3 separate regions of the Homo sapiens genome follow, and all the other regions are linked to region 2. A link is an interaction called in ENCODE POLR2A ChIA-PET data of the cell type or tissue named here. Cell type or tissue: HepG2. All regions are shown on one strand. Each heading gives the region's core, and the rest is flanking DNA. Links, peaks and the distances in the headings are about the cores only.

The links. ChIA-PET counts read pairs that join two places held together with the same protein. Peaks named below come from ENCODE experiments on the same cell type or tissue, not always from the same donor. Only the 100,000 strongest peaks of a DNase experiment are listed, where the experiment ranks them.
Region 1: POLR2A ChIA-PET joins it to region 2 with 5 read pairs; 6 of 35 experiments call an interaction of 5 or more read pairs at or near these places.
Region 3: POLR2A ChIA-PET joins it to region 2 with 7 read pairs; 10 of 35 experiments call an interaction of 5 or more read pairs at or near these places.

Annotation. Positions count from the first base shown.
Region 1 is chr1:234,887,304-234,898,113 of GRCh38, forward strand. No RefSeq gene overlaps it. Among named protein-coding and RNA genes, the nearest start is that of LINC02971, 64 kb to the right of the region's middle. In HepG2, for the core only: no CTCF peak of the experiment used is centred there; a DNase peak (open chromatin) is centred at 4,308.
Region 2 is chr1:234,712,415-234,723,224 of GRCh38, forward strand. LOC124904556 (a long non-coding RNA gene) reads left to right here. Exons shown (of 2, transcript XR_007066953.1): 2 at 291-5,165. Among named protein-coding and RNA genes, the nearest start is that of LINC01132, 6.2 kb to the right of the region's middle. RefSeq lists a silencer at 548-842. In HepG2, for the core only: no CTCF peak of the experiment used is centred there; DNase peaks (open chromatin) are centred at 4,117, 4,767, 6,307, 6,837 and 1 weaker place; H3K4me3 peaks cover 4,865 bases.
Region 3 is chr1:234,539,266-234,550,075 of GRCh38, forward strand. No RefSeq gene overlaps it. Among named protein-coding and RNA genes, the nearest start is that of LINC01354, 13 kb to the left of the region's middle. RefSeq lists enhancers at 802-1,305, 2,679-3,179, 3,180-3,680. In HepG2, for the core only: a CTCF peak has its summit at 6,917; DNase peaks (open chromatin) are centred at 5,096, 5,466 and 6,976; H3K4me3 peaks cover 1,411 bases.

The sequences.
Region 1 (10,810 bases), core at 2,429-7,428, 180 kb after region 2:
TTGACATTTCGATTTAAAGCTCCAGTAACTTGCAGGTAATGTTTCAAGGGTGTCTGGTGCACAGGAAACAAAGAGAGATGACTGAGGATGGAGATTAACCCCTTAGCCTCCACCACTCTTTTGGCCTTGACCTTCTCGGTTACAAAGAATGGCAGAAGGCACTACCAAAAAAGTGGGAGAGCGGTGTTTCCATGTCCTGTGGCCAAAGGCTGGGCTCCGTAACAAATAACTTACATGCAAGAACATCTTGCATGATGTATCTGTTCTTCATGTCTTCCATGTAATGAAACAAATACGCATTGAGCATTTAATCTGATCAAAAATAAGTATTGAGTTCCCATGTGAGGCTTAGTCCAGGTCATCAAAGGCTTATGAGTGGGACAAGGTACACCCAGTTAAACTAAGTGCAGAGTAATCAGAGGCAGCAAACCGGAAGAGCAAAGGGAAATTAGAGACAAACTGTCCAGGGGCTCTTGCCCAGGTGGCTCAGCCTCTTGCCTTCAGTTTGTTCATTTCTCAATTAAGAAATCAAAATTGGGGTGGGCATGGTGGCTCATGCCTGTAATCCCAGTACTTTGGGAAGCCGAGGCGGGCAGATCATTTGAAGCCAGAATTCAGGACCAGCCTGGGCAGCATTGCAAGACCTCGCCTATACAAAAAATAAAAATTACCCAGGTATGGCAGCATGCAGCTATAGTCCCAGCTACTCAGGAGGCTAAGCTGGGAGGAACACTTGAGCCCAGGAGTTCAAGGCTGCAGTGAGCCATGATTGCACTACTGCACTTTAGCCTGGGCAACAGGGGAAGACCTTGGCTCTAAAACAAACCAGAAATCTAAGTCACATCTAGCCATAGACTACCATGGTTCTAAATACCCCAAGTTAGCTGGTAGTAATAAAAGCTTACGTGCACAGGTTATGACGCCCCTGGCACACTTATGGCCTCCTGGGAAGCCCAAGAGGTGGTGCTGCAGAGGGTCAGCTCCAGGTCAGAGTCTTGGGAGGATTTCCTAGAAAGGATCAGTGGGTTTAAGATGGCAAAGAAGGAGGAAGGCATATGATATGGTTTGGCTGTGTCCCCACCCAAATCTTGAATTGTAGCTCCCATAATTCCCAAGTGTTGTGGGAGGGACCCAGTGGGAGGTAACTGAATCACGAGGGCAGCGCTTTCCCGTGCTGTTCTCCGGATAGTGAATAAGTCTCATGAGATCTGATGGTTTTATAAAGGGGAATTTCCCTGCACAAGCTCCCTCTTACCTGCCGCCATGTAAGATGTGCCTTTCTCCTCCTTTGCCTTCCACCATGATTGTGAGGCCTCCCCAGCCATGTGGACCTTTGAGTCCATAAACATCTTTATAAATTACCCAATCTCAGGTATGTCTTTATTAGCAGTCTGAGAACAGACTAATACAGCATACTAGTCAAAAAGCACCCCTGGGTGGCACAGGGGTGAGAAGAAGGGGATATGCTGGGGAGAAAAGAACTGAAGGAGGGGAGGGAAGATACCTAAGAAGAGGAACTACAAGAACTCTCTAAAAGTCCTAGGCTCTGACCAAACCAGGCAACACAAACCAGAATAAGTCACTACCTAGCGGGCCCTTAAGCACACCCAAGTTTACCCAACTCTGCCGAAGATGAATTGGAACAATGCCTTTTCCTTGGGCCTTATTTCATCTGATGCTCATGACAATGTGGCAAGGTGAAGCAGGGATTATTCACCCATCTTACAGATGGGCATCCCTGACCCATGGCAACCAGGGGCTGGCCCACAGTTGGCAGCTGATGGTAACATGGCCCTTATACCACCTGCTTCCCACCACATGACCCCAGAGCCCCATTTTGAACTGAATCCAAAAATATAGATTTCTCTGAGTCTTCGTATTCTCTGAAACTACTGAACCAAGACATCAAAATACTCTCCAAACAAAACTGTCCTTTCATCCATTTCTGAGACCTTCTATAGAGAAGACCACCAGATAGCCCTTTGCCTGTGGGTAGGGGCAAGCACCTGAGGTCAGCTGGAAAAAAAAAAAAAATCAATCCAAGGAGGTCATCCCTCCACCAGTCTAGAATTCCCGCTGTTTAAATGTCTTTTTTCTAACCCAGGGTATAAAATAAATTAGGAGTGCAGGAATGTTAAACTTCAAGGCGGAATTTAATATATATATATATCCACACACCTACAGCTGAAACTTTTTGCTTGAGAATTACATACACACGGTGGATGTATCGATGAACCTGCACAGGGAAGACTCAGAATCAGGCTGTGGATCAAAAGGGACATTGAAGAGCATCTCATCCAAATGACCCCTGCATTTTGGGAAGGAGAAAGCTGAGGCTCAGGAAAGTCAAATGACTCCTCCAAGGTCACAGAGCTGCCAGCCAGTGAATCTGTCACCTGCCTATTCCAAACTCCAGACCACGCCCTCCCCTTGTGGGGGGTGAGAAGAGTCGACTCTTTTGGCTCTGTGGCACTTCCTCTGAGGACAACAGGCGCACACACTCATCAGGAGAGTCATTGCTCCCGTCAGCATCCTGAACAGTGAAATGCCTCGGGCTGCGGCACAGCAGAAGGGCTGCTGGTGTATTCACACCATTGGGCAGGACAAGCAAGGATTGGAGGGATGTGGTGAGAAGAGGGCAGAGGAGAGGTGGCCCATGCAGGAGGCTCCCCATGAAAGGAATGGAGATGGGTGTGAGCAAAGGCACACCGGCCAGAGGAGGCTCAATATGATCAGAGCTATTCCATTGGAATAGACAGAATTGGCTGAGCACAAATGCAGGGCTGCTGTATGATTCCATTCCTGCAGCTCTCAAGAAGAGGTAAAACTAATGCAAGGTGATCAAGGTCAGAACAGTGACAGGCTTAGGATGGGCAGGGTGCTGTTCCTGGGAAAGCATGGAGAGACTTTCTTTCTTTTTTTTTTCTTTCTGAGACAGAGTCTTGCTCTGTCACCTAGGCTGGAGTGCAGTGGCGCAATCGCGGCTCACTGCAACCTCTGCCTCCCAGGTTCAAGCAATTCTCCTGCCTCAGCCTCCTGAGTAGCTGGGATTACAGGTGCGTGCCACCACACCTGGCCAATTTTTGTATTTTTAGTAGAGACGGGGTTTCACCATGTTGGTCAGTCTGGTCTTGAACTCCTGAACTCATGATCCACCCTCCCAGTCTCCCAAAGACCGGCCTCAGGCTGGTCTCGAACTCCTGACCTCATGTTCCACCCACCTCAGTCATGTGCTGGGATTACAGGCGTGAGCCACCGCACCCAGCCTGCATGGAGAGACTTTCTGGGGTGATGGAAATGTTCTCTACCTGGATCTGGGAAGTGATTGCACAGGTGGATGCAAATGTGAAAAGTTATTGAACTGTACATTTCAGATCTGCACATTTAATTGCATGAGTTATGCCTCAAAAAAATCTGGTGGGAAAAAAATCAAGAATGGATCAAATAGGCTACGTGAGGAGGTAATGACTCCTCTGCTCCTAGAAGCATTCAGACCTAGGCTCTGTGACTGTTCAGTGTGGCCACAATTTGAGCATCAGGGGATGGGGCTGCAGGCTGCCCTGCTTTCAAGGGACCTCAGTAGTTCTGGGAATCCAAGGGCTGGCAAGGAAGCCACATCCTCATACAGCTCCTGCTGACATCTGCCCAGGCTGGGTCTGTCCCTGTGGTTTCCTGGGGGCCGTAAGCGCTGCCACTGTCCTGCATAGAGGGCTTCCTCCGTGCCCTCCTCCAGTCACACACACACCATAGAGCCAGGCAGTGCCTCCAGACCCACTCCTATATCTTGCCCAGTCTCTTGCCTGACCCTTCCCTAGACCCACGATGTGCCCCAAGACTCCTCTCAGTCTTGCAGACCTTCCCTTGCTCGTGGCCCTCCTTTGCCCAGGAGAGGGATGGTGCTTCCCAGCTCTGGACCCCATAGCCCAGGCCAGCCCAGACTTGCCCAAACTCAGTGCCTGGTAGCCCCCTTCCCTTACACATCCTGGGCTCCCAAGCCCCCAAGCCTCAACTAAAGCTCAGTCCCTGTGTTTGAAGGCCCTGTGTGTCTGAGATGAGCCCCGAGCTGGGCTGGCCTGACACCTTCCCACAGGAGTCCCCATGTGTGTCCTGACAGGAGCTCACACACCCAGTCCCATATCTGCAGGACAAAATTCTCTCGACAGCCTAAGGCCCCTCGTGTAGACATGCTTACTTAAACATGGCATTGTATGTCACTCACCCATCTCATTTCTGCATCAGAACCAGTTGGTTCAATGTCCTTGTCCCAAAACAGAAAGCTATAAATTCCTTCGTTCAATTTGATGACATAAGTAAACATGGATTCAAAGAGTTTAGCTCCAAGGTTGCTCAGTGTGAGGAATTGACTGTGACTAAGGATTTATCCATCATGAAGCTGAAGGACTCTCAAAGAACAAACATGGCAACAGCAATAAATCAGGAATTACAGAAATAACAGCAGACACATAAGTCCTTCCAGGAGGCTGCCTCCAAGAACTGGGTAAGACAAGACCCCAGGACTCCTGTTCTGAGCACCTCCCAGCAGGCACACCCAAGTCAATCTGCTCTGTCAGTCCTCACCTGAAGAGGCAGACTTAAATTCCCACTCATCAAATGGGAAGACTGAGATCACACAGGCTAGCGTGTGGCTGATCTGGGGTGCCAGAGAAAAAAATCAATCGCACCTGCCCAAAAAGTTTTCAGGATGCTGCTGGAGAGACAACCAAGAGCAGCTAACAGTGCGCTTAACACTTACTGAATGGCTATTTTGGCTAGGCAGTTTTCTATGGCTCTTTGTAAGTATCATCCTACACTGTGTGTATTAATACATTCAATGCTCACAGCAACCTTCTCAGAATAATACTATTATTGCCTGGCATTTTAAATCCAAAAAAATCAGGCCCCTGAGAGGTTATGCAAGCACACGGTCATATAGCTGATAAAAAAAATGCTTTTTTTTTTTTTTTTACTTATTTGTTGTTTCTTGCCAGTGTCTACCACTAGAATGAGGGGAAAGGTTGATAGCTGTTTCTTCAGTGCCCAGCTGAGTGCATAGCACATTGCAGATGTTCAATAAATATCTGCTGAATGAATGTCTGACTGGGCCAGGACTTGAACCCAGTAGTCTGGTTCAGAACTAAGCTCATAAACAGTCAAATAACAGTGCAAAGTCAAATATTGATCCAGGAAAATAATGCAAGTGTTGTCACAAGGTATTGAGAATAAATTTCAGTTAGGTATAAGGAAGACCAGGAGGGCTATGATACCAGGGTGGGTTGGTAAGGAAGATCTGAAATCTTCTTATCTAGAACTTGTTAGAACTAATCAAGGTCAAAGTGACCTCTTCATACCCCTCCCTACATAGAGGACACAAAAAACCCTGTCAGGGAAGAGCAAAAGGGGTTAAAGTATTAGCCAGCCAGGGTTCCTACAGGGCGCAAGGAGCCCTAGTTTTCTAAGTTCCCCACGGCAGATGGCTTACTCCATTACTCTGACTCCTGCTCCCTGGGCTGCTGACTTAAACCCTCTCAAGTGTGAAGGGACATCCCATGGCCCACCCCTAAACTGTGCATCAGTTCCTCTGCCTGGATCCCTTAAAGAAAGTCATCCCTTTGGCCGCAACCCCACCCCAGAGCTGGGAAATTCCAGGTGAGAAGCCTTGAGCTCTCCGGCTCCAAGATCTAGGAGAAGCTTGGGCAGGACTTCCCTTCCCTCATCTGCAAGGCCCAGGAGATGCCTGAAACCAGCGCCTCACAGCCTGCAGTGAGCAGACATATCTCCTGGTCTTTTGCCAAAAGTGGATTCTGACTTAGTCCATATGAGATGGGCCTGAAATTGGACATTTATAACAAACTTCCAGGGGATGCCCCTGCTGCTGGTTCCTGGGCCACATTTTGAGAAAACAGACTGTAAATAATCCCACTTTCATTTGTTTGTTTTCTGCCAAAACTTATTCTTCAACTAATCTTAAGAAAGGACATAGTTATAAATCTATATAAAGACTGCATACCCACAAGGGTGCTTAGGAGGGTGTCCACCCTTTCATTTAAGGGCCTTCTGTGTGCCAGGAACAGGGATTAAGGTGGACAACTGTCCTCGTCCTCGTGGAATCCACAGTCTACACAGGAGACAGTTAAAGGAGCAAGCCCAATGCAGGATGGGCAGTGTGGAGGCCAGGTGCCCTGGGGACTGACGGAAGACTTCCTGGAGGAAGTGACATTTGAGCTGGACAACTGGAAAGAGTGTATTGTGGGATCCCTGGCCCAGGACTCTCTAGCTGTTCCTACCAATGCCCGCCAGCCCTTCTCCGTCAGGCTTCCTGACTATTTTTGTCGTTTGTCATGGCCCACTTGGAAATAATATTTGTAGGAGATAAATGGGGGAGACAGCTCACAGCCAGAGGGCTAAGCAGATCACTACCCCAACACACACCCCTAACCACTGGGGCACCCGGTTGGGGGCTTCCACCCCAAGCCCACTCAGACATGCCTGTCCTAAGGAGCATATGGCAAGGGCCCCCACAGTACACGTGGAAAGTGCTTGATGATTTTCAAATCACTTTCACATAGGTTTTCTCATTTGAGTCTCACAACCAGGGCAGGCGTTATTGACCCCGTGTTATTGGTGGGGGGAAGAAATGAGCTGTGAAATGACTCAGCAGGGCCCATGGTGAGTCAGCACCAGGACTAGGCGGGCAGGCCTACAGAAGGACGTTCAGGCCTCAAAATAGGCTAAGCTGCATTGCCACAAATTTTTAAAAGAAGAAAAATGATGATGTGGAAGTACCACCCTTCCTGGGGGGAAAAAACAAAAAACAAACAAACAAACAAACAAACAAACAAACAAAACACTGTCTGTTTCTCTTAAATGCTCTAGACTCTTCCCACCTTCACATTTCAATGGTTGTCCATTGAAATCTATACATTGGCTGCTACTGCCCCTAAGATTCTGAGAACACCTGGCGAATCTCCTCCATGGTGAAAAGCTTGCCTTTCCTCAATACAGCAAAAGCCCTGTAAATGGAACAGTCCACAGTTCGGGAAGACTCAGTGACATAACCTAGAAATAGTTGACTCTAAGCAAGTGGAAGCAATTGCCGATTCAGGATACACACCAGACTTTTCCACAGCTGCGTCAACAATAGCTATAGGAAAGAAATCAAGACAGTACAGGAGGCTTTGGCCACAGATCCCAGGTACCTAAATCAGCCAAGCTTTGGAAGGAAGCCACTTCAAATGTTCATGTTCAAACAATGCTGCAATATTTCTTTGTTTCCACTGAGGTTTCCACTGAATAACAGCTGTCAACAACTCAGGAAGACGGTGGTTTGGTCCAAGTCTTTCTTCTTTGTAAGTGTTCTTTTATAAACATTATATTGCTCTTTTCAGCAAGGGCAATATAAAGGCATGTACAATTATTCCAGAGGGGCCACATATGTCCACATGTGTTCATGGCTTTATTTAGTGTCTGCATCTGAGAGGTGAAACAAAAGTCCAACATATTTTTAAAAAGTATTCTTAAATATATTGTTGAAGGAGGAGGTCATGGAAACACTTTCTCCTATCTGCTAGAAGGGTCCTCTGGTCTCAACAAAAGTTTCAATAGAAGAAATGGTGGTCAGCATGGGCTGCAGGAAGTGGGGAAGGGAAGTTGGCGTTTAGTGGGTTAGCATTCCATTTGGGAAAATGAGAACGTTCTGGAGATGGATGGTGGTGATGGTTGCAGAATAACATGGATGTACTCAGTGTTCCAGAACTATGCACTTAAAAATGGTGAAAATGGGCTGGGCACAGTGGCTCACACCTGTAATCCCAGCACTTTGGGAGGCCGAGGCATAGGCAGATCACTAGGTCAGGAGATCGAGACCATCCTGGCTAACATGGTGAAGCCCCTTCTCCACTAAAAATACAAGTAATTAGCCGGGCGTGGTGGCTGGTGCCTGTAGTCCCAGCTACTCGGGAGGCTGAAGCAGCAGAATGGCGTGAACCCGGGAGGTAGAGCTTGCAATGAGCCGAGATCACGCCACTGCACTCCAGCCTGGGTGACAGAGCGAGACTCCGTCTCAAGAAAGACAGACAGACAGACAGACAGACAGACAGAAAGAGGTCAATTTAACACTATGTATTTTTCACCATAATAAAAAGCATGCCCAAAACAAGTTTTGATAAAATTTTTAAAAACTATCATCATGCTGAAAAGAATCTAGGAGATTTTAAATGTTTATTATACTCTTCTGCTTCATGTTTAACAATAGCCCATGTGGGCTGGGCATGGTGGCTCATGCCTGTAATCCCAACAGTTTGGGAGGCTAAGATGGGAGGATCACTTGAGCCCAGGAATTTGAGAACAGCCTGGGCAATATAGTGAGACCTCATCTCTACAAAAAAAATAGTAAGAAAATTAGCCAAGTACAGTGGCCCATGCCTGCAGTCTTAGCTACTTGGAGGCTGAGGCAGGAGGATCAAGGCTGCGGTGAGCTATGATTGTGCCACTGCACTTCAACCTGGGAGAGAGTATGAGATCCTGTCTCTAAAAGGAAAAAACAAAGAAAAGGAATAGCCCATGTGACTTCACCTAATCATGAACTCTGCATTCAGAGTACCTGATCTGCTGTGCACACTCAGGAATCGTGGACATCCGGGACTGCTGGGCCTCCCATGCCCGTCCCCAGCCAGGCCAGTGTCTGAGCCATGCCCTGCAGCAGCAGTGCTCTGCTTCCTGGGCTGCCCATAGGGGCTGTAGGCAAGTTCTCACCCGGCCCTCTCATCTGGACAGCTACATCTGTCACAATGGGTTCAAGTGACCGAACCAATGAGATCACAGGAAAAAGTCAAGAACTGATTCTTCTAACTCTTTGCTCAGCTAGCCAAAGCTTTTGGTGTTTTCAGTCAACTGATTCCAGGCAAACATTTCCTAGGTTACAACGTGCAGCCCACCTCACCACCATCTTGAGACAGCTCCACAGTTGGCTGTCAGGCTGGACAGTGGCTCAAGGGCACAGTTGCGGGGTACATTGTCTCTCACCTGCTGTCCAGGAGTGCCCTGTGGGACTCACCAGGAGGTACATCTTGTGATGGATGTTGAAACAAGAAACCCAAACATTGCTGGAAGGACCTCTGCTTTCTAGTTCTGAAATCGTTTTTCATCTTTCCTCCATTAAAACAGTTCTTCTGAAGTCATTTTTTTTCCATGGATAAGATGTGTTGTCTTCCCAATGCCTTGCCCATAGACAAACCCCAAAACAAGAATACTTATTGCTTATGGATTGCCTACCAAGGGCCAGAGGCCCCACTCTAGCATCTCTTGTAATTTTCCTAAGAGCCCTGCAGGAGTTTTTATCCCACTTGAGGGATAAGGGGAATGAGGCTCAGAGATGTCAAGTAACTTTCCCCAGCTCACACAGCCAGGGAGTGGCAGAATCAGACTCAACCCCAGATCTGCCTCCCTCCATAACCACACTACCTCTGAAAAGAAACACAAAACTTGGAGAGCTCCACACCACACAACTCACACCGATCCTGAGTTCAGCTGTGACATCCGGATATTTGCAGAACTCTGGGTCAGTGATTGAAATGATCTGTTTTCAGAACAGAGGCCGCCCCAGATGCTAACCACCTCGCAGCCCCCTGTGGAATGGCTACCACCCAGGAGGCCCTCAGGAATGATGTCTAGTCACAGAATTCAACGTTGAATGCTATTTGTGTTAGTTGCCTGGATGTAGCCCATTCAATAATTCAGCATCAGAATGATAACAAACCACATGAAAGAGATCAGCACATGCTGTGGAAGGCTGCTTGACAGAGCAAGGCAACACCACGGTATCAGGTTTTCCCCTAAAATTAGTCTCCATACGGTACTCATAACGCTGTCTGGACTTCAGGCAAAGAACTGGCCGGTTGGCAGCATCCATTTACAGAATACATTCCCACAGCGTACCTGGAAAATCACATTCACATCTAACACCGAGGATCTGGCCAGCCCTTCCGTGGGAAGCGAAGCCAAGGTGAGAGAAAGTATCTCTGATGGGGCGGAGGAGAACAGATGGGCACAGGGTCTGTACACGCCCCAGTGAGTGAGGAAGGGCAGTCCGTCCAGAGGGCAGGTGAAAAGCAATACCTAGAACATTGATGGAGGCCCTTGTCTGTTCCAGGGGGAGGGGGCTCAAGGGGTCCCGGACCCCTTTCTCTCGAATTCAGGCAAACCAATGCTCCCCAACCCCAGCTGACAAGCATCGGCTCTGACCTCATTGCCTTGTTTGTAAGCCCTCCCACATCATCTGCAGGGGTGAGCATGCATAATCAGGCAAAAGAAAAGACCTTGGAACATGTGGTTCTGGAAAATATTTCTAGTTAATTCAGAGGTTCTCCAACTTCATCGTGCATCAGAGCCCCCTGGCAGGCTTGTGAAAACACATGTTGTGGGCCCCAGCCCCAGGGTCTCTGATTCAGCAGGTACTGGGTGGAGAATTTGCTTCTCTAAGTTCCCAGGTGATGCTGATGATGCTGGCCCAAGGACCACACTTTGAGAACCACCAGTCTAATTATTTAAAGTAAGTGATCTAAGGGCATGAGAACATTGCTCTGAATAACAAGGATATTATCATCGAATGCCTCCCATGTGCCAGACACTTTACTGCCTTGGATATTTACAACCCCCTTGCCAAGTAGGAATTAGTATCTCTGCTTCACAGACTAGAATGCTGGGGCTCAGGAGTTGAGTGACCTGCCTAACATTGCACAGCTCATGATTGAGGGAGCCGAGATTTTAACTGAGGTCAGGATGACTAGGACCTTCCTTCTTTCCACCTCCTTTC
Region 2 (10,810 bases), core at 2,172-7,171:
GTGCCTGTACTCCCAGCTACTTGGGAGGCTGAGGCAGGAGAATTGCTTGAACCCGGAGGGACGGAGGTTACAGTGAGCCAAGATCACACCAGTGCACTCCAGCCTGGGCAGCTGAGTGAGACTCCGTCTCAAAAAACAAAAAAAAAAATCCACTAAAAAATCATTAAATTTTGAGTCATTTGTTAGTCTATATGCATTTTCTGATTCAATGGTTCTTAAAGTACCATGACAACTACTACTACTACTACAAGACGGTCTGAAATAATTTTGTTTTTTCTTATTAAATATAGGTCCTCATCCTTGAACCAGGTGAGAACTTCTAGCTTACTGGGTAAAGTCCAATTAACGTGGTGCAGAATTCCATCCATGGCAGGGCTCCTGCTGTCTCCAGCCTCATCTCCAGGCACACCCTGCACCCTTGAGAAGACAATGCTTCCGTGTCCACCAGTTCATTCCTTCCAGACACATCCCAGTGGTGTCTAGCTCAGGTCTCAGCTCCTGGAAAGGGACAAGGACGCCCCAGAGTCTGCTTTTTTGACACTTACCTTCTGGTCCCCCTGAAAAATCATGCTGCATCACGCCTGCACATTGTCCTTTCTGCGGAAATGTCCTGTCTCCCCATCTCTATCTGCCAAAGACCCACGCATAATGCAAACAATTCAGGTTTCACCCTTTGCAGTGAACTTTGTACAGCTCTCCCAGGTAAGTGGGCTCCCTGTACTGGTTCCTTGCCCATGCCTCTCTCGTGTCACTCCCCAGCTGGTAGGGCAATAGTCCTTGATCTGTCAGAACTCCTGGTTGAAGTGTAGGTATCACCTACACACAGTAAGGCTCCTTAGTGTTATGAAAACCCACTCATATGCTGGCACAGAACTCTCTCTTCCCCCAGCAATTGATCCAGCAATTCTCAATCCAGGCTGCACACTAAAGTCATCTGGGGAGCTTTTTAAAAAGCACCACTGCCAGGTTTCCTCCCCAGATAATCCAGTTTAATGGGTCTTGGGTGGGGCCCAAGCATAGGTATTATTTACAGGTTCCCTAAGTGAGGCTACTGGACAGCAGGAGTTGAGAAAAACTCATACAGAGGTACAAAAATAAAGGCTGGATGATGCGGCCCTTCAGGAAGCTCCTGCACATCTCACCGGCATATCGAGGGCATGAACTAGGTCATGGGGACGAGGCAGAATCTCACAGGCACCTCCCTGATGAAAGTGGCGCGAAGCACTGCCTTGCAGCGTCGCTCTGGGGCCTGTCGTTTGCCTGGGTCTAGCTTAGCAAGGGCAATGGCAAGAAGGGGTTTGGGAGTTAACAGACTGTTTCATTCCAAGGGTCAAGAGTTGGTGGTTGGTAGCAGTGAGTGGGTCTATATTAGCCTCCTTGCTGGAAGGAGGGCCGGTAACGTTGTCCCCATATTTGCCATCTGAGCGGACACTTCTGGAATATTCCAAGATGTGCCAATCCTTGGCCCTTGGAATTAATAGTCTCCTGACTCCCAAACCCCTTCTTGCCATTGCCCTTGCTAAGCTAGACCCAGGCAAAAGACAAACCCCAGAGCAACAGTGCGAGGCGGTGCTCCACGCTCCATCTCAGAGCAGAGCAACCTTAGGACCCCATTTCAGAATCCCCTCAATGAAGTGTATGGTGGAAGGGCCTGATTCGTGTCATGAGAGGTAACAACACCACTACCAACATCCTGCTTCTCGTCCCCCAGCCCCTGCAAGGGTGCAGTGTGGCTACAGGGGGTGTCTCTGCAGTGATTCCTCCCTTTACAGGGAATGAGTCAGGTCCTCTGAAGAAAAGGTGTAAAAAGAAAAAAGAGTGTGTTGTCAATACTTCAAAGCCTCAGCCAGCATCATCTGATCTAGGAAAGGTGTGATGGGGTAGGATAATCGATCGCTGCTTAATTTCCACTGGTTTCTGCAGGGTGCAGACCAGGAAATTAGACATTGGGCCTTCCCAGCAGGTCAAGAAACCCATGTCAGATACAGCAAAATCAGCCTCTGTGGCCAGGGGACAGAGGCGTGTGGCGTCTACAAGAAACAAAGAACACAAAGGTTTCCAAGACCATACTCTGAAATCTCTGCTCCTTAGAACAGACTCTAAGCTACTACAGAAAAACCACAAGGAAGTTTTCCATCTGCTTTTTTCCCCTAGTATCTTCTCCCTATCTCAAAAACAAAAAAACAAAACAAAACAAAACTTTAAAAATCCATGAAGCATTAGCTATTTTTAGAAATTTTAACTTTTCTATTATCTAACAATACATATTTCCTGAGCATTTTAAGTCCATTTTAATTTTGTGTACTATTTAATGGTAAATCGTGGTATATATCCTCAACATAATACTTCATATCCTTGCAGTCCGATTATTCAGTCAGCCTTCACTTCTTCAGATTAAACAATATAACTTCAATTTGCATATGTTCTCCAGGTTATTGCAAAATAAACCTGTTTCAGTGCATTTGAAGTATAGAACAGTGATCATTTTAAATCACACTCAATTGCCCAGCTTTTCATTTGAATAAAATTCAGGTACCGTTTAGTTCACAAAGATAATTTTACTTCAAGATTTACAGTCGTGCCTCTCATCTAAAGCAATCTTCCTCACCCTCTCCCCGGCACTATTTCTCACCAGCCCTCAAACCCACAAGGCCTCATTCAAAAATGATGAATCAAGAAGAAAATATAATGTAAATAGCTGCTGTATTAGAAAAATGCACTGGGAATCTTTGAAAGCCAGGGAGAATATATTAATATTCTATATTTCTTTTATCATACCAAAAAAAAAAAAAAAGGCAGGCTATGCCTTAGAGCAAGGCTGCAACAGTGTGTCCCATGTAGGAAAGATATTTGCAAGGCCGTCTGGCCTAAATGCTCACCATTAACCAAAGCAGGAGCTCTGGGAAGCTCCTGGGAAGTCCAGCCATGTGGGGCCACCAAAACATAATGGAAAATGCCCACCACACACTACACGCTTCTTCATTACATTGGCTCAATACTGAGAATGACCGCACAGGACAGCCCTCTTGCATGACACTAAGGTTTTGTAGGTGAACTGCCACCTGTTAGATTTCCACTTCCTTTGTTCTCCTACAGTGAGGTCTTTGTCCTGAGTTGAGGGGAGGACAGATTTTGGTGGGAAGATGATCTGAGTTTAAAGGGGCTCTGAGAGATCCACATGCAGCTGTCTAGTAGGTTAATGGGAATACCCATCCAACACTCTGGAAAGAGGTCCTTGCTGGAGATGGAAATCTAGGGTCCTTCACATTGGCATGGTTGTTGGAACCACGGCTGGGTCAGAGTTGTTGAGGAGCACAGACCTCTGAAGGGGGAAGAACAAGGAACCTTGGGAGCACCGATAATTGCTGGATACACGAGCTCTGCGACAGGAAGGCAAGCATAAGGCTGTCATGCCATAAAAACTAAGGCAAGAGAGAGTTTCCATGCGAGGGAGGGGTCACACGAACTGAATACAGTCCAAAGGACTGTAGGCAGTGGATGATACTATTTAGGAGGTCTAAATATAGCTCTAGTAATCTCAGCAAGAATAAGTTACAATGAAACAATTACGGGTAAGGGAGAAGCTAGCTAGATTTCACTGGACTAAAAAGGAGTAAGAAAGGAGTGGCTGGGCACCATGGCTCACGTCTGTAATCCCAGCACTTTGGAAGGCTGAGGCAGGCGGGTCACGAGGTCAACAGATCGAGACCATCCGGGTGAACATAGTGAAACCCTGTTTCTACTAAAAATAGAAAAACTAGCTGGGCGTGGTAGCGCATGCCTGTAATCCCAGCTACTCGGGAGGCTGAGGCAGGAGAATCACTTGAACCCGGGAGGCAGAGGTTGCAGTGAGCCGAGATCATGCCATTATTGCACTCCAGCCTGGCGACAGCTAGAGACTCTGTCTCAAGAAAAGAAAAAAAAAGAAAGAAAGAAAGGAGTAAATGGTGCCAGCAAGATAGCTACATAGAATGGAAAGAGCAGGGAGGGCCGTGTGGACACTTAGCTCCTCTGTCTGCAGGTTGTACAACTTCAATCGTCCGGCAGGCCCGTGAGCACCTTCGGTGTGACAGTCTGTTCAGCACTGGGGCTATAAAGATAAACAAGACAAAGTCCATGTGCTCAAAGAGCTCTCCGTCTGTGATCCCAGAGAGACATCTGGACAGAGACGTCAAAATACAAAACAATAAATTCTGGACAGAGCAGTGTTTAGCATGAATCGTGATCTGGAGGACAAAGACACAGTCCTTGCTGTCACGGAGCTCACCATTGAGGGATGCCCACAGGCAGCTGAAATACAGCGGAAGTGATAAATCTTTAACAGAGGGTGTTTTACTCGGGGCACCCAGAAAAAAATGAAATTTTAACTGCAGATTCAGGAAGTTATCCATGAAAAGGCGGCAGTTGATTCCAAACTCCAACAATGCGCTGTCAAGGCTCATGGGCTGGCTGAGACCGTCACTTCAGGCAGAGGATGTAGCGTTCTGAGGGGAAGAAAAAGTTTTAAAAAGAAACTTCCAGAGACACTGTCTTGATGCAAGGAGTAAACATAAAGTACAAATCTGGAACACAGCGTCAGACTTATTAGGAAAGTTACTCGGATCAGGGCCTCTGAAATCACCCAGACCCGAGCTCCGTAACTGCTCTGGTATAGAGCTGGGCTCTGTGCTATGGAGACAGTACTGACATTTCATCTTCCCGAGGCACGTCCCCTGGCTCCGTGATGTGGCCGTACAACAAGCCTGCCCTTTGTTACGGTGTGTGCACACATGTAAGTGCTCTCGACAAATCTGTGTTCCTGCCTCTCCTCCAGTGCTTCTCAGGCAACGACGTTACCCTTGGCCTCAAGGAAAAAAAACAGACACCGTTGGTTGGAGATTACTGAGTAAACCTACAACGTCCTCATGCTTAAGGCCCCGTCTGTGATTCCACCATGAAGGTCACATATCCTCTCTCCTAAAAAGACCTCATGTCTCCATTTAAGTATTTGTTTGGGAAAATGCTGTATTGTATTGAAATTATTGTATAAAGATAGGGCCTTGGTACAAAATCTAGGAATGTGAGGTTTAAACACAGTTGGATAAATTTTTAAAAATCACATTGCAAATTTTAATTAAGGCGAGGGAGCTTAATTTAAACAAATAAATGATTAGTGTTGACTACCAGAGTATAAACAAGACTGTAGTTTTAAAATGTAATCAGCGTTCTCCCCATTTTCAGACATTATCCTGGTCTGAATTCCTCACCCTGTCCTCTCTTTGCAACACGAGGCACAGTGAGCTGTGGTCTGGACTGTTTTTGCAGCCCCTCTTTGGCGACAACAGGGTAGAACCCACAGCCATCAAATCAGCCTCTAGGTTGGCCCAAAACATCACAGTGGCCTGGACATGATGGAGTATTTCCAGGCACATAGAAACTTGGCCTTTATTCTTCCGGGTTGTAAATCTGGCACCTCTCAGGATCAGTAAATAAGCTTTTTTAAAAGCCCAAACAAACCATAAGGAAATCCTGCATTCTGAAACAAAAGGTATGAAAGCTAAGTCAAGACCCACACTGCCATTGTGTCACTTGCCAGGATGTGAGCTGCTGCCTTGGGAGAAAGATAACATGAAAGAGGCTATAATTGCAGGGCTGAGACTCCAGGTCCCATGAAAACAGGATAAAAAATAGCAAGCAAGAAGTGTTCCCTGAGCTTTCAGCTGGGCTAGGGTGGGGAAAAAAATCAAAAGAGCAACACTCTCCTGAAGTTGTTCAAGAAATGGAGACACAGGGGGAGGAGAATGAGAAAGAACACCAAGGCCAAGTTAACGTGTTTAGGAAAAATATGGGGGCAGGAGAGAAAAAAAAAAAAGGCGGAATGATTTAATGCCAGCCAAAGTAACTAAGGGGAAGAAGGTGTGTTTTTATAAACATGTTTGCTTTTGTGTGTGTGTGTGTGTGTGTGTGTGTGTGTGTGTGTGCCGGGGGAAAAGTGTGGAAAAAGAGAAACTAGGTCCATTAATGAAGGAGTAGGGTGTTGCAAGGGAAATGACTAAATTAGCTGAGCTTTTAAACTGCTTTTAAAAAATTAGCTTAAATGAGAAAAATAAAGATAAGAGGTAAGAATGATTGGGAGGATGCAGTCAATAAACTATTGATAAGGAAGGGTTAAAGGAGTATTTAGAGAAATTGAAGATATGCAAATGAGAGGTCAAAATAACAGTAGCCCAGTGTAGTTAGTGGAACTAGCTGAAGAATTTGGAACACCACGGCGGGACTTCATAACCACTCAGTCTACAGGGAGTACTAAGAACACATTCTAACATTGTACAGCACCTTATACTAACATTGTGCATGATAAATGCATTCATTGTTCTCACATTCTTACATTCATCTGAGTCTGGTCTTTACCTCCACTATCAGCAGCAATGTGATAGGACTGACCAAAGCGAAAGATGTTTAAAACTCTTTTTGGTATGAAACAGAAGCAAAATCACTTCTCTCGGTAATAAAGAAGGACATTGAGGCATTGAGTAGTCAAAGGAATTGCTGAAGATGAAACACCAAGTCAGTGACTAAGTTCTGACCCATTTTTAAGAATTCAGACATATTCCCCCAAAAAGAAAGAATGTATTTAACGCAGGTTTTCAGATAGGGAGTCCCACTAGCGCTAGGAACCATTTCAGAGGTAGACCTTGCCTGCATTCCTAACGTGACTATTGCTGTAGTTAATTTTCCCCATTTGCCTACTCCAAGTTACACTTAGCCAATGGCACAGCTTAAAATCGGAACACCAAACCACTCTTTCAACCCTTACCCCGAGCAAATGTCAGAAGGCCTCCAGCTATTCTTTGTGAATTGCAAAATGAACCAGTGTCTGCCCCTTTACCCTTCCAGAGCCGTGGAGTCTAGGTCTATGCCCAAGAGAGATGCATGAAATGTTTTACTGGTTTCTGCAAATAAGCCAGACCAAGGGAGAAACAGACCTTCAGCAAGTAGTAACCAAATGCAAGTTTTGAGAATGTGGAGGGAGAGGAGGTAAGGTTAATGAACACCCCTATACATCTTTTCAGTGTCTCTTGCTGAATTACCCAGCCCTGAGCTAACACCTTGCTGAATCACCCAGTCCTGATGCAGGTTTATGCTGTGTCCTGAATTGGTCTCTGGTGTCCCTTTCAGCTTCTGCCCCTGCAAACTGGGCAGTGCATCCAAGGTCTCCTGCTAACATCTGTCACTCATCGGAGCCACCTGATCTGAAGCGTTGTCAGGGTCAGTATTTTTGTTCTGCCTGCTGTTTTGCTAATGGATCAATGGCAGTCAGTAAAGAACAAACCGTGCCAGAAAAGAATGTCCTCTTCTTCTCAGCTGACTCAGCTCGGGACAGGAAGACAGGGGGCATCTGGCATTTGGGGAAGCCCTTGATTGTCCCTTAGGAAATAACTGAAAATGGATTTGTGTTGGCCTGGTTCTAAGAAGGTCACCCAGGTTGAATTTGAAAAGCAGAGGCACTGTGTCCACAAAAGAAAGTGATAAGCAGCAAGCCATTTCTCAAAGCTAATGCCCGAGTGTGTACCACCGGGATCCATTTTATATCTCTCTACAGATTGGTGTGTTTTTCATGACAACCATCCCCATAGCAACCAGGTGTCCAGGCACTAAATTGATCTCAAGGATATGAAATCTCAGCCTGGTGAGGGAAGCCCACTCTGACTGCAGTTTCCTTGGAGTCGTTTCACATCGAGGGCTGGTGTGCAGGTCATGGGGAATGGGGCTTCTTCCTGAGGGCTCAGCTGGACACAAGGGACAGCCCTGGTGAGAGGGGAGCCTTTCCTTTTTCATGTTTACTAATAATCCAGAAGAAAGGGTAAGAAACTGGTAAATCAAATTCAAATGAAACTAAATGGGAAGATGTTGCAAACGCCAGTTGGATGGAGGAAATTATGTGGACAGCCACGGAAGAAATGACCACGTAAGACCTGCCCTGGAAAGGCCACAGTTGGAACCTCTGGGAGCCAATATTCCAAAGCAAGAAGCTAGAAGAGATTTACCAAGCAGAATTATTTGAGGAGATTGGGGCGAGGGAGAGATGATAATTAAGCTGAAAAAAAGGGACATTACAGGGTGCGCAGAGCTGAGGGCCGTGCAGGGAAGGGGCAGAGCAGTTCTAGCTGGACGAAAGCTTAGGTCTTGGTCAGGGAAATGAGGTGCTCCCATGGATTGTCCAGGTGAGCCCAGAGAGCGCACCCAGGGAAGAATGTTGAGGGCATGGGGGGTCATAGGAAGGAGTGAGGGAGAGCCCACACAACAGTATCCTCTTAAGGCAGCTCATGCTCGCCCAGAGGCAGCTACCTGCCATCAGGCTGTCCCTAAGGTCAGCCTTGCTAATGCTGAGCCCCTGCCTTCCACAGTTACCCTGTCCTGGGGCTTTGGTGATGGTCCTCCTCACCTCAACAGTGATGGACAAGGGCTCCTTTTGCTTTGAAGTGATGCCCACGTGCTTACTGCACAAGGAGGGCAGGGAAGAGCCAGGAAGGGAGGAACCGCCACGCCAGCGGGGACAACGTGACGACACGGAACAAAGGGACATGCCGTTGGAATCCTAGGAAGAAGTTTCTTAAGTGACATCTAAATAGGCTGCAAATGGCCTTTTCGAGGGAACTCCCATCCCTGTGATAATCTAAACCAGAATCGGATGAGATGGGGTGGACCGCATCTCGGGAGGAGCACATGGGTGTGAGGGAGGAGGGACGTGGCAACCTCATGCTCCCTTCTCTCTGTAATCACTCTGTCAACCCACGATTCTGGGAGGGGAGTATGAAATGTGTGGTTTGTCTATTGCATGAAGATATTTGGATCCCCCAAATCTAGGTGTGTCTGGAAGAAAGCTGCCCTCTCCCAGAGGAAAGCTGGGGGTTAAATCCATAACTGTCAGTGTGTCTGGCAACAAAATAAAAGGAAACCACATTCTCCATGAATGAAGGGAGAAGCAGGAAGGAGGTAGTTTTTTCTTTTTTAAAAACATGAATAAGATCCTCCAATATGTTTGAGATTATTGAGCAAATTCTTTGAAAAGGGCCCTGGGTCACTAACCAACAGATTGTGGATGTAGAAACCACATTCTTCCAACTTCCCTTCCCATCCTGACCCCAGAGATAGCAGGTTGGGTATGCTGGGGGTCTTTGTTTAGTTAACCATTAACAATTCATAAAAGTGCAGATCCCTGCACGATAAGTCCAGTCCTTGGAATGTTATTAGAAAATCCTATTTCTAGTCTGTTATGAAACAGAGGTTTTGATGTGCTGCCAGGTTTATGGGGAACTCTGGAAACAACACTTGCTTCTCTGAGAAGCTGAGGCTGGGTGGGTGTTACATAAAGCTTTCCTAGCAACTTAGCTTTATCACAGAATGGGAGGCTGCAGTGGAAAATATCAGACGAGTTAATGCAAAACCTGAGCCAACCCACTATCCCCATTTGCTCTAAGGCCAGCCAGCAAATCTGTGGGAGTGATTTTAACCCACGGGGGAGCGGCAGGCCTAGGGCTCCGGTTGACTGCAGATTCAGCCCAAGAATGCTCGGGCAGCTCAGAGCTGAAAGGCACCTTCAGACAGACCTCACGGAAGGCAAAACAGCTCTTCTTGACTCTGAACCAATTGCTGATTGAAATTCACACAAACACACCTTCCTTTTCCTTCTTTGGGTCATTCCCAGTTTCTCCGGGCACTGCAGGAACAAAGGGGAGTAAGGTCACTTCGTCGAATCCCTGCCAAGGGAAATGCGTCTAATGCATGACGGTGTCTCTGAAGTCAATGGATAAGAATCTCATTTCTAAACTCTTGGATCCAAAAGTATGCCTCTTAGGATGGAATCCTTCTGTGGTGTTGGTTGACAGCTTTTTGGGTTTTCTGAAAAGCATGTGTCCAGTCCATTGTTTTTAATCTCCCAGGGCTGGCGTGGGGGTGGAAGGAGCTGGAGGAAGAAACCATGCAAAAATCCATTTGGAAGCTGCAAATCAAAGCTAATAGCCTCTCCTGATCTGCTCACACACGGTGCCCAACCGGTGTTGTAGAGAGGAAGAGGAAAAGATTCCCCAGACATGAGGACAAGTGTAAGGCGAAGGGCTGGAAAGGGGAGGGGAGCTCGTGTCAAGAGGGAGCTGGAACTCAAGTGGGGAGAGGAAAGGCAGTGGGAGAGAAGAGAGCTCCTTCGTGGGCGGCCTCTGCGACATCTGCCCCAGGGGCCTAACGCCTCCCTCTGTGATGTCTCTGCACCCAGGCTCTGTTGCTGCTTCCTCAACCATTATTCTCATTTGGGAAGGGAAAGAGTGGTTTTATAAAACCGGTGTCCACGTGAAGGCAGCCATCCAGTTGGTGGAGAAATTTTCCCCACATAAATTAGATTACTCCAAGTCTAGATGGTTCCTAGCCCCTAGTCCTTCTCGCTGAAGACGGTACAAGGAGGGTGGCAAGGCAGAGGTCTGGAGGGAGAAGAGTAAAAAGCTCCTTGTTTGCGTTAAAACAAACAAACCCCAAGATATGCCAGTTGTTTCAGAAGGTGAATTCCTACTTCAGGTAGTCCTTAAGAGTCACCAGAAATCCAGGAGCGAAACTGCACTGAGATTCCATTAACTGTGAAAAAAAATAACAAAATAAACGGGCCACACAAAAAGAAGAAAACCGGCCTGCCCAACGAGGGCTGCGGAGTGCAGCCAGAGTCCCTTGTACCAGTAGATCATATTGTGTCCATTTAATAATAATAAGAAGGGGCACCCTCCGCGGAGGCTTCACCCAAGGAGTCCTGTCCCACCCGCAGGCTCGGGCGCCCGCCTGCAGA
Region 3 (10,810 bases), core at 3,382-8,381, 170 kb before region 2:
CTTGAATGGACTTGTTTGACAGGCCAACTTTCATCCTGAGCACTGCTGCTGACTTTTAAAAAGGAACTCTGAGAGGAGGATAGTAATTTCACACTAATTCCTTGCTGTAATTTGCTTTTGAGTATAAAATGTCGTGTTTCAATCACCCTAGCTGCGTGGTGTAAGGGAGAAGATGGGACACACGTGTGGTTAATGTGTTTGTAATAGACACACACAAAGACACCACTTTGCTCTGAAGCAACAACACAGGAAACACTCATCCACACTTCAAGGGAATCTCCACCAGGTACAAACAAGTGCATTCAAAGGAATTCATAATACATTGCCAGCTTTGGCAGAAACAGAGAGCTCCTTTAAACAGAAAATCTCACGCTTGACATCTCCATCATCCAAGCGTTTATGAGAATATCTTTATCCCCCAGGCTGCATTATGGAGAGGAATTGGGGTGGTTTTAGGCAAACCCCAAAAGTAGGAGGGTCTGAAACCCTGGATGGACTTAATGCATTGGGGGAACAGATCAGGTTCAGCTGAGGAAAGTGAAATTCATCTGGGAGAAGGGTAAGTTAATAGGTACTGGCCAAAAGGGAAATAGCCTCCACGCTGAAGAGAGCTGATGAGGCTGTGCTTGGAAAATCCCCTAAGAAAAAAACTACAGGGTCTCACAGAGAAGCCAGTGGTGAGGGCTTTGCCCAGTTTAGAAGCAGGAAGCAACAACTTTTTCTGATTTATTAATCTGCACATGGAAGCACCCTAATCCCATCCCTTCACCAACTCTCACCGCACTTAACTATCCTGGCCACACTGCCTGACATTTCATTTTTCTCCCGGGATGGCCGCTAATATTTCACATACTTAGTCTTGCTCTCACCTAGATTATAAATTCCTCGAGGTCAGGAGTCAAAATCCAGCCCCAGGCTCCTTCCCAGGACTCCGTAACTCCCTGGAGGATTGCAGAGCCCTTCACACATTGTTCGCAAGGCTTCTGAAACAATGGCAAGATTGCACAAGGGCCAGGAAGGGTATTTTTAGAACAGATCCAAGCTCTTTGGTGGGCCCTCAGGCTGTTTACCACCTAACCTGACCGCCTTTGGTGTCCTTCTGGCCCTGGCTCCATATGCCGTGTGCTCCAGCTGAGCAAAACTAAATGCTCTCATGCCTCCGTGTCTTTGCACGTGCTGTTCCCTCTGCCAGCTGCCCTTGCCCCTTCTTGCATCTGTGGACTGTCTTTCAGCTCTAGGCCGCCTTCTCTCTCCCCACGGAACTGCCAGCATCCCTTAGGCAGAGCTGATGGTGCCTCACTCTGTGGGTCCAGGGTGCTTTCTGGAGGCCTTAATGGGGAGGCAGGGCCAGCTGCCAGTCATCAGGTTGGTACAGCCATCGGGTTGGTACTGCCTGGTTGGCAGGCCTGTCTTTTCAGTTAGCCTGAGACTGCCTTGAGGCCAGGGCTACCTTCCTCCCTGTCTCTAAGTTCTTGGCCCCCAGCACAGTGCCTGGCACTCAGCAAATGTTTCTTGAATGAATGTGCTTCCCATGTTGGGCAGATCATGACGAAGGCAATAGCAGGGCCCAGTGTGTAATGCGAGGACAGCAAAAAGGGACCCTGCTTTGAGACCAGAGATGCTTCACAGGGAAGCCACATCTGGAGCCCTTCCTGATAAGCTGGGTCAACTGGGACCGCTCCTAGACAGGGTGTTTGAGGAGGTGGTGCTTGCTTTAGGCAGCCCCAGCCTCATTCTGAGAGCTTGTTCCACTTTGAGGATTTCTCTGTTTTCCATTTCCAAATCTTTATGCTATCCCTCAGTTACACTTGCTCAAAGGGTGATTGCTAGCAGTCTCCGAAGATAGGCTAAGAGGTGTGGGTAAGCGGCAGTGTGCTGGGGTTGGGGATGGGGGGACAGGGCATTGCCCGGGCTGTGTGGGAGGCAGGAGCGAGATGATGAAGATTCTGGACTCCAAGCTGGCCCCAGATGCCAGCCCACCTTGTGTGATACACTGAGAGTGCCTCAGTTTCCCTGCCTGTTAAACAGTAATGGCTCCTTCATTGAGTTGTTCTGAAAAATCAAGTTAGTACAAAGGAAGCACAGAAAGTGTGCCTGACACAGGCAATCTCTCACTGCATGCCAGCTCCTGGCATTTGGAATCTGAAGATGGAATCCAGTCTGACTTCCTTCACTCGCAAGTTGTCCAAGTCACCTCACCTCCCCATTCATGTTCTCATGTCTCTGAGATGAGGATAATAAGGCTGACCTTGCCGGGTGTTGGGAGAATCAGATAATCAGAGAGTGGAGTGAGTGCATTTTGCAAGCTACAAGGTGCCTTCCCAAGGGAAGCGTGAAGTCACCTGGGTGAAGGTATTGGGAAGTGAGGCCCTGTCACAGATCCTGCCCCACAAGAGCTACCCCTGTAAGGAATCAATGACTCGGTATTAACCATGCTTTTAATTTCTGTAAAGTGATGCATTGACATCCACCTAAGGCCCTATTTGCCAACCTAAGCCAATTGTGACTCACCCGTTGCAATGGTTAACTTTATGTGTCAAGTTGGCTGGGCTGTGCTGCCTGGATGTGTGGTCCAACATTATTCAGAATGTTTCTGTGGGAGTGTTTTTGAAAGAGATTAACATTTAAATCAGCAGGCTTTGAGCAAAGCAGGTGGCCCTCCATGTTGCAGGTGGGCCTCATCCAATCAACTGAAGGCTCCAGTAGAGCCAAGCCTGACCCTAGGAAGAGAATTCTGCCAGTGGACGGTCTTCTAACTTGAACTGCAACATCATCTCCCTGGGTCTCCAGCCTGCTGGAGATTTTGGACTTTTCAGCCTCCATAATAATGTGAGCCAATTCCTTAAAATGTCTCTCTCTCTCCCTCTCTTCACCCATCCCTCCGCTCCGCATGCTTCTATTGATTCTGTTTCTCTGGAGAACCCTGGCTAATATACCCGTAGACATCTGGAGTCCTCAGATAACTTTAAACTCTACACTCTGACAGTCACAGTAAAGGTGAATTTCGCAGGGGTGCCACTTGCAAACACAGCTAGCCGGTCCCGAGCCCGCACACCCTGCCTTGCTTTTCCTTCCCATGGAAACCACCCTAACAGCTCCTGCCACTGTCCCACTCTCCCTCTGGCTCCTGACCCACCCCGAGGGTGGCCCTGTGGTCCTGCACGCTGTGCCACTGTGGCCCTGCACGCTGTGCCACTGTGGCTCTGCATGCTGTGCTGTGTTCTCCCAGGCAACTGTGAGAATACTAAATCTTTCAACTTTCTCCATCTCTCTCCCGACCTCGCCTGGGCTTCCTGCACCTCCTCCAAGGTAATGTGATGAGACAGACTGTGATTGCAGCCCAGTGCCAGCGAAACTGTGGGCCAGCCCTGGCCCAGAGCTGGGCAAGTGAGTTATTTGTCCCTGTCACGTGGTGCTCTGCCAGCTGCGACGGTGCTATTCTATGTGAGATCTGGGGCTGATAGAAATGATGGCAAACTTCTTGAGCAGCTTAGGCTAAAAGAATTGGTCTTTGCATAAAACAGAAATTGTCATCATCATTATAAACACTATCCTGGCCCTCCAGAGAGCCCAGATGAGCTGTGTTCTTGGTGAGGACAAATGTCCTTCCAGAAGAGGGGTATTTATTGGCTCTTCAGGTCCCAGAGAAGTCCCAATCCCCCATGCAGGAAGGATTCCAGAAGCATCCATGTCTGAGGATAGGACCCTATCTCAGAGCAGAGCTCGCTCGCTGCACCTAGGGGAAGAGGAGGACAGTTGCTTTCCAGAAAAAAGTTAATTTACCCTGAGTGATTCATAAAGTTGCAGAATCACAGAATTACAGAACCTTAGAATTTCAGAGGCTGAAAGGGATCTAACAGGGCATCCGGGTCCAATACCCCTCATTTTAAGCAAGAAAAAAAAAATAATTCCAATTAAAATACAGCCCTCCACTCGTCTGCAGTTTCTATATAGAGCCCCAGATGAATGCTAATTAGAAGACTGGTTGGAAGAACAGCTTTTTCCTACAACCGGTGTTCATTTTGTGGGATTTCTCACTGTTGATTAATTAATGTAAGCATCCGTCCATTCACCTGTTTGTCTGTTCACCTGTCTATTCATTGCTGCATCCATTCCTCACCCCAGTAAAAAATTGAGGCAGTTACATCAAGAATACAGACATGGTTTGCTCTCCCTCCCTCCTCCTTCCTTTTTGTTTTTCTCTCCCATCCAGGATGAAGACGAGCTAGCTCTGCGCATGTGTGCGTGTGGGAGAAAGGCCAGTTGCAGTCAGTGTCACGGTGCTGTTTTTGAAACTCTGCAGGTCCCTCATAGGCCGGCTGATATCACCCATGCCAGGATTGCTTGGCCTTGACAGAGCCTGTGTTAGAAGGGACTATCATGAAGGTATCCAAGATACTAAAGGGCTGAAACAAGCCCCTCTCTTGTCTTCACAGTATCTTCCAGTGGCAGACAGGAGGCCACTGGATGAAGCTGAGGACAAATAAATGTCAATAAACCACCACTGGGAGCTGCTGCTCCCCCATTTCCCGTGGCCTGCAGGGGGTCACTGAGTTAAATGTTACAGCTGATTGTGAAAGGGACCTGGTGAATCCATGATCAATAATGACATTGGTTTTTACACGAGCTAAGATAAGGGTAATTAAATCTTGTGCTTCAGGCCATATAAACTGATCTCCACAGGAGGGCAAGAATTAATTTAATTCCACACACACAACCCCTTCCAACCCCTCTGACAGCTTTAGTATAATGGACTCAGTGCAGGATGGGGAAGATAGAGCACCAGGTATTAACCACCACACCTATCGGGAGCTTGAACTTGATGGGCCTCGTGGCTGATCCAGGGCAGCAAATCCAGAGCTGCTTACAGCTTCTCTCTGTGCTGGGTTTATTACATACAATCTGTACAGGGGCTGTTTCCACACTTAATGGCAGTCCTGAATCACTATCTATTTCCCATCCTTGCCTGCAAAACAGCAACCCAGAGCTAGTGCTATGCCGTCAATACCGGGCCCCATAAAGCCACTGCTGTATAGATTTGCCTTTTTGTGCATGTGCGTCTGATTCACGAGCACTTTGGCAGCCTTCCAGGCTTGAGGAGAGGAAAAAAACATCCTGAGCATCCCAACAGCCTCATTTTGATCTGTGATACTGAGCAACTCATTTCCACTTCACAGGCTCTGCTGAGCTGTGCCACAGAAAGACAAATCCCAGATGTGGCAGGGGTGGGAGGCGGTGGAGGGAGAGGGGCTGGCTGGAAGGAAGGAGGGTGCAGGAGAGGGAGGGAGGGAGGGAGGGCCAAGGGAAGGGAGGGAAGATGAAAGCAGAAAAGGGCCACATTTATTAAGCTGTTTTTCTTTTGGTGAAAAGAAGCATTTATCAGTGATTTCATATATCATGTGAGAGGTGGCTTCCTGCCAATTTCCAAGAATCCAAACAACCCGCTGACATCATATGCTAAATATAGCTCAGGCTTTGCTTTAGGTGAACAAATAATGCCGCTGGACAGGAATAGGTTCTCTTCAGTTACATGGTTATTATGATCGGCTGTCAGGCTTGTGTAATCAAAAGAATCATGTCCAGTTCCAAGGAGGAATGGTGCAAAGAACTCATCAAACAATTTCGGGAGATGACTGATGAACCCCCATTCCTCCTGCCTTCCCAGGTGGCCGGCTGAGCCTGGCTGCTGGAGGAAAGGTGGGCAACTCTGTTGTTGCAGGTCTTCAAAGCCCTGGTGTGTGTGTGTGTGTGTGTGTGTGTGTGTGTGTGTGTGTGTGTGTGCGTGCGCTGTATTTCCACCTCTGCCCTGCCCATCAGAAAAGGTGGCTGATCTCTCCAAGGGAAATGCGTAGAAGGAAGACAGACCTTCAAACTCACAGATATGGTGCAGGAGCTATTCATGAGGCTGGGGCAGGAGCGAGCGGGGTGGGGTTGGTGGCACAGATAGTTCAGGCAGTCTGTTTATTCTGCAAGCATTCAGGTAAGGGTGCTTGTCTGAAGGCAATCGGAGAGCCATCTTCCACGGCTCTTGGGCTCTGGTACTTTTGATTCTACCTCCCATAGCTTTTGTGTTGTGCGTGTCCTGTCCGGGACTGGTGCCTGTCATTCTGTCTGAAGCCACCTGAAAGATTAAGATTCGTAATGAGACCTCTCCCTCCTCTGCCAGCACTCTCCTTCTCCCTGCCCACTCCCCCAGGCTCACACTGGGGAGACAGGGAGCTTGGGATGGGTTTGTAAGTATTTGGAGGAAGGGGCAGCAGTAAGGAGAAGAGAAGGACGAGAAAATTAGTGAGGGAGATAAGGAGCCGGTGCATCAAAATAGCTGCTGGAAGGTGTTGTATCCCTTCGAACATCTGCATGATTTCCCTTCTCAGTCAGGGATACAATAGAGGTTGTTACTATGGAAACTGGTGTAAAAGCAGCACAGAGAAAGGAGAGGGCTGGATATAAAGAGGAAAGAGTAAAAGGCATATACCACTTTTAAATCATCAAAGAGGAATACTATAGCACTTCCCACCTCCAAGAGGAGGAAATAAGTCACTGAGCCCAGGGAGGGTTGAATACTATGATCATGGGAGGGGTCAGAGACTATCGGACACCACCATCCTTTCCCCTGGAAGCCTGTGTGTTGAATCTGTCCACTGCTGTAAGATCGTTAGCCAGAAAAGAACGTCCAGGCAGTTGAGGGTGGTCAGCTTCATGGTAGATGGCATGCTTGGCTCTGCTCGGCCACGGCCTTTGGGAATGGCCTTGGAGGGAGCAGGCCATTTTTCTGTGTCACGGTTTCATCACCTGCCTTCCTCAGAGGAATGACGAAGCACCTTGCTCAAGAAAGAAATGCTAGTGCCATTCAAGGCAAAGAAAGGACAGAGCTTCATGTGCTCTGTGTGCAGAGGGAAAAAATGTGAGCAATTCCAGCTGGTGTCCTCAGCATCATACCCAAGAGGGGCCACGGACCAGGCAGAGGCCAAAGTCTGTGCGTACCTAGCCAGTTTCACTTTGTTTCAGTGTGGGTATTAGTGGGATGAAATCATTTGCTCAGGCTGAGGAGAGTTTTGACAAGTCATTGGTGTTTCATGCAGACTCATACACGCAATCCTGTAGACCAGTCTGTCCGATAGAAATATGACGCGAGCCACGATGCAATTTATTTATTTATTATTATTTCTATAGAGACAGGGTTTCACTTTGTCACCTAGGCTGGAGTGCAGTGAGGCAATCATAGCTCACTGAAGCCTTGAACTCCTGGGCTTTAGCGATCCTCCCACCTCAGCCTCCCATGTAGCTGGGACTACAGGTGTGAGACATCACACCCAGCTAATTTTTAAATTTTTTGTAGAGATGGCTGGTCTCAAAATCCTGGCCTCAAGCGATCTTTCCACCTCGGCCTCCCAAAGCACTGGGATTACAGGCGTGAACCACCTCACCTGACCCACTATGGAATTTACAATATCCTAGTAGTCACATCCAAAAAGTAAAGAAACAGGTTAAATAAACTTTAATATAATTTCTCTGTCATGTTATTTAACCCTGGTATATCCAAAATATGATCATTTCAACAAAATTAATTCAGAGATTATTGATGAGATATTTTATACCCTTTCATACTGAATCTTTGAAATCTGGATTTATTATTATGTGTGTTATGTGTATGAGAGAGAGAGAGGGAAAGAGAGAGAGAGAGAGATAGAAAGAAAGAGGGAGGGAAGGAAGGAGGGAGGAAGGGAGGGCCAAGGAAAGGGAGGGAAAATGGAAAGAAGGAAGGAAGGAAGGAAACAGGTCTCTGGCTCAGGCACTAACTCTAACTACGTGCCTTGCATCACTGTGGGAGCGATAATAACACACACTCACTCTTTGAACAGATGGTCAGCCTCGAGTACCTCCCTTTACCATTGAACAGTGACCCCTCATCCTCCAACCACAATCCATGGCCGCTGGAATCAGACAAACCCAGCTGAAACCACAGCTCTCTTTCTGAGTGCCTCTCTCTGAGGGAGTTTCTTAACCTTTCTGAGTTTTCCTCAGCTGTGAGATGGGAATCCTATTTTACAATTGAAGGTAGGTCCCTCAATTGTTTTGGGGATGGAATAAGAGAATGCCTAAGACCAGGTCTAGCACTGATAAGGGAAGCTCCTTCCTGTCCCTTATCCCAGCTCTAGTTTGCCAGTCTTCCGCTGAGCACCTAATCTTCTCCAGGCCTCTGTGAGTGAACAAACTAGAATTGTACATTTTTCATGTACTCAGAAAGCCGCTTGAGTAGAAAGGAGACTTCAAGGACTAAGATTGAGTTTGTTTCACTAATTCACTCCAGGCTGATCACTGGATGTTTCCCCAATTCAGAGAGATACTAATATGCAGCCATTCAGAAAGAGTCCTTTTGATGACCATGGGTTACATGGTAAGATGTTTAGAGAAGAAAATTAAAATATGTCCTTCCTTATAAATAAGATCTAGCATTTGGTAGCACAGTAGGGTGACTGTAGTTAACAATAATTTATTGTATATTTTAAAGTGGAATTGAAATGTTCCTAGCACGAAGAAATGATAGGTGACGGATACCCCAATTACCCTGATGTGATTATTACACATCGTATGCCTATATGAAAACATTGTATGTACCCCGTAAATATAGACAACTATTATGTACCCATAATAATTAAAAATTTAAAAATAGGTCCTTTCTGTCCTAGAGTGGCATTGTCCCATATAGTAGCCACTAAACTCATGGGGCTATTTAAATTTGCATTAATTAAAATTTGAACATTTACTTTCTCAGAAACACTAGCCACATTTCAGGTGCTCAATGAACACATAAGGCTAGTGGCTACTGATTGGACATTTCAGATATAGAACATTTCTGCATACTAGAAAGTTCTGTCACCACCGCTCTAGATTTTTAGTCATTTATTCAATATGCAGCCAAAATAAAACTCAGAGACAGCAGGACAGCATGCGTAAGCAGGCCTAAAGTCAAACTGGGTGGGTTTCATCCTTTCTCCACTTTGGCCATATGTCAACTTAAGTTAGTTTCTTTTTTTCTTTTGAGATGGAGTCTCACTCTGTCATCCAGGCTGGAGTACAGTGATGCTATCTTGGCTCACCACAACCTCTACCTCCCGGGTTTAAGCGATTCTCCTGCCTCAGCCTCCAGAGCAGTGGGATTACAGGCACCTGCCACCACACCCGGCTAATTTTTGTATTTTTAGTAGAGACGGGATTTTGCCGTGTTGGCCAGGCTGGCCTCGAACTCCTGACCTCAGGTGATCCTCCCACCTCAGCCTCCCAAAGTGCTGGGATTACAGGTGTGTGAGCCACCACGCCCAGCCTTAAGTTTTTTAACCTCTCTGTGCCTCAGCTTCTCAGTTTCATCATCTGCAAAGTGGGAATGATAGTAATATAACTTAATTCAGCAGATTATTATCAGAATCAAGTAAAGGAATGCAAGTAAAGTGCTTATAACACAGCCTGGCAGGTCGTAAGTGCTTAGTAAATATTAGATATGACTATTCATTATGCCCCATTAACTCTTTTCAAAAACAAGAGAGGGTTAGGATTATACTGAAAGGTGAAGGTGCCCTCCATTAACCCAAAAGACTTCCTGGAAGAGGTAATCCCTTAAGCTGTGATTCAAAGGACGGAAAGGCATTCTCCATTATTCAATGCATTTGATAGGCATTTATTGGTCATTTGTTATATATAAAGCACTGTTGTGGCTGTTGGAGATGCAAAAATGATGACAGAGGGTCCATTCTATCTTGAAGTCCCGTCTAGAGAAGGAGAAAGCCTACACAGTTGATCCTTGAACAACACAAGTTTGAACTGCACGGTCCACTTATGCATGGATTTTCTTTTGCCTCTGCCACCCCTGAGATGGCAAGACCAATCCCTCCTCTTCCTCCTCCTCCTCAGCCTACTTGACATGAAGACATCAAGAATGAAGACCTTTAAGATGATCCGCTTCCATGTCATGATGAGCAAATATATTTTCTCTTCTTTATGATTTTCTTTTCTCTAACTCACTTTCTCGTGAGAATAGTGTCTAATACCTAGAACATACAAAATGTATGTTAATCAACTGATTATGTTATCAGCAAGGCTTCTGGTCAACATAGACTATCAGTAGTTAAGTTCTGAGAGAGGCAAAAGTTATATGTGGATTTTCCGCTGTTAAGGGGTTGGCGCCCCAACCCCCATGTTGTTCAAGGGTCACCTGCTCTTCCAGGAGTAAGAGCAGTGATGGATTTATGCACAGAGTGGCAGGAGACCCTGGAGAAGAAGCCCTAGCTCAGCGGGGAGACCAAGGAGGACAATGTGGAAGGGGCAGTCCTGAGTAGACCCTTAAATCCCTGGGAAATGGCAGGCTGTGTGCAGGCGTGATCAGACCTTCAACAGCACCTAAAGTTACAAGGCCCAGTCTCAGAATCCCCTGGGGATATTCAATCAGCATCTTGATGATTGACAAGATGAGCTTCAGCCTGTGCCTTTAACACTGCAGGGGCTGAGCCCCTCTAGCAGCATCTCCAACACCACCAGTGGACCAGCAGCCCTGGGGCCTGCCTGGCTTCTGCAGCTCAAGGCGCAATGGGAAACCACAGATGTCACAAAAATTGGCTCCCTTCCGCCGGGCGCGATGCCTCACACCTGTAATCCCAGCACTTTGGGAGGTCTAGGAGGGCCGATCACCGGAGGTCAGGAGTTTGAGACCAGCCTGGCCAACATGGTGAAGCCCCGTCTCTACTAAAAATACAAAAATTAGCTGGGCATGGTGGTGTGCACCTGTAATCCCAGCTACGCGGGAGGCTGAAGCAGG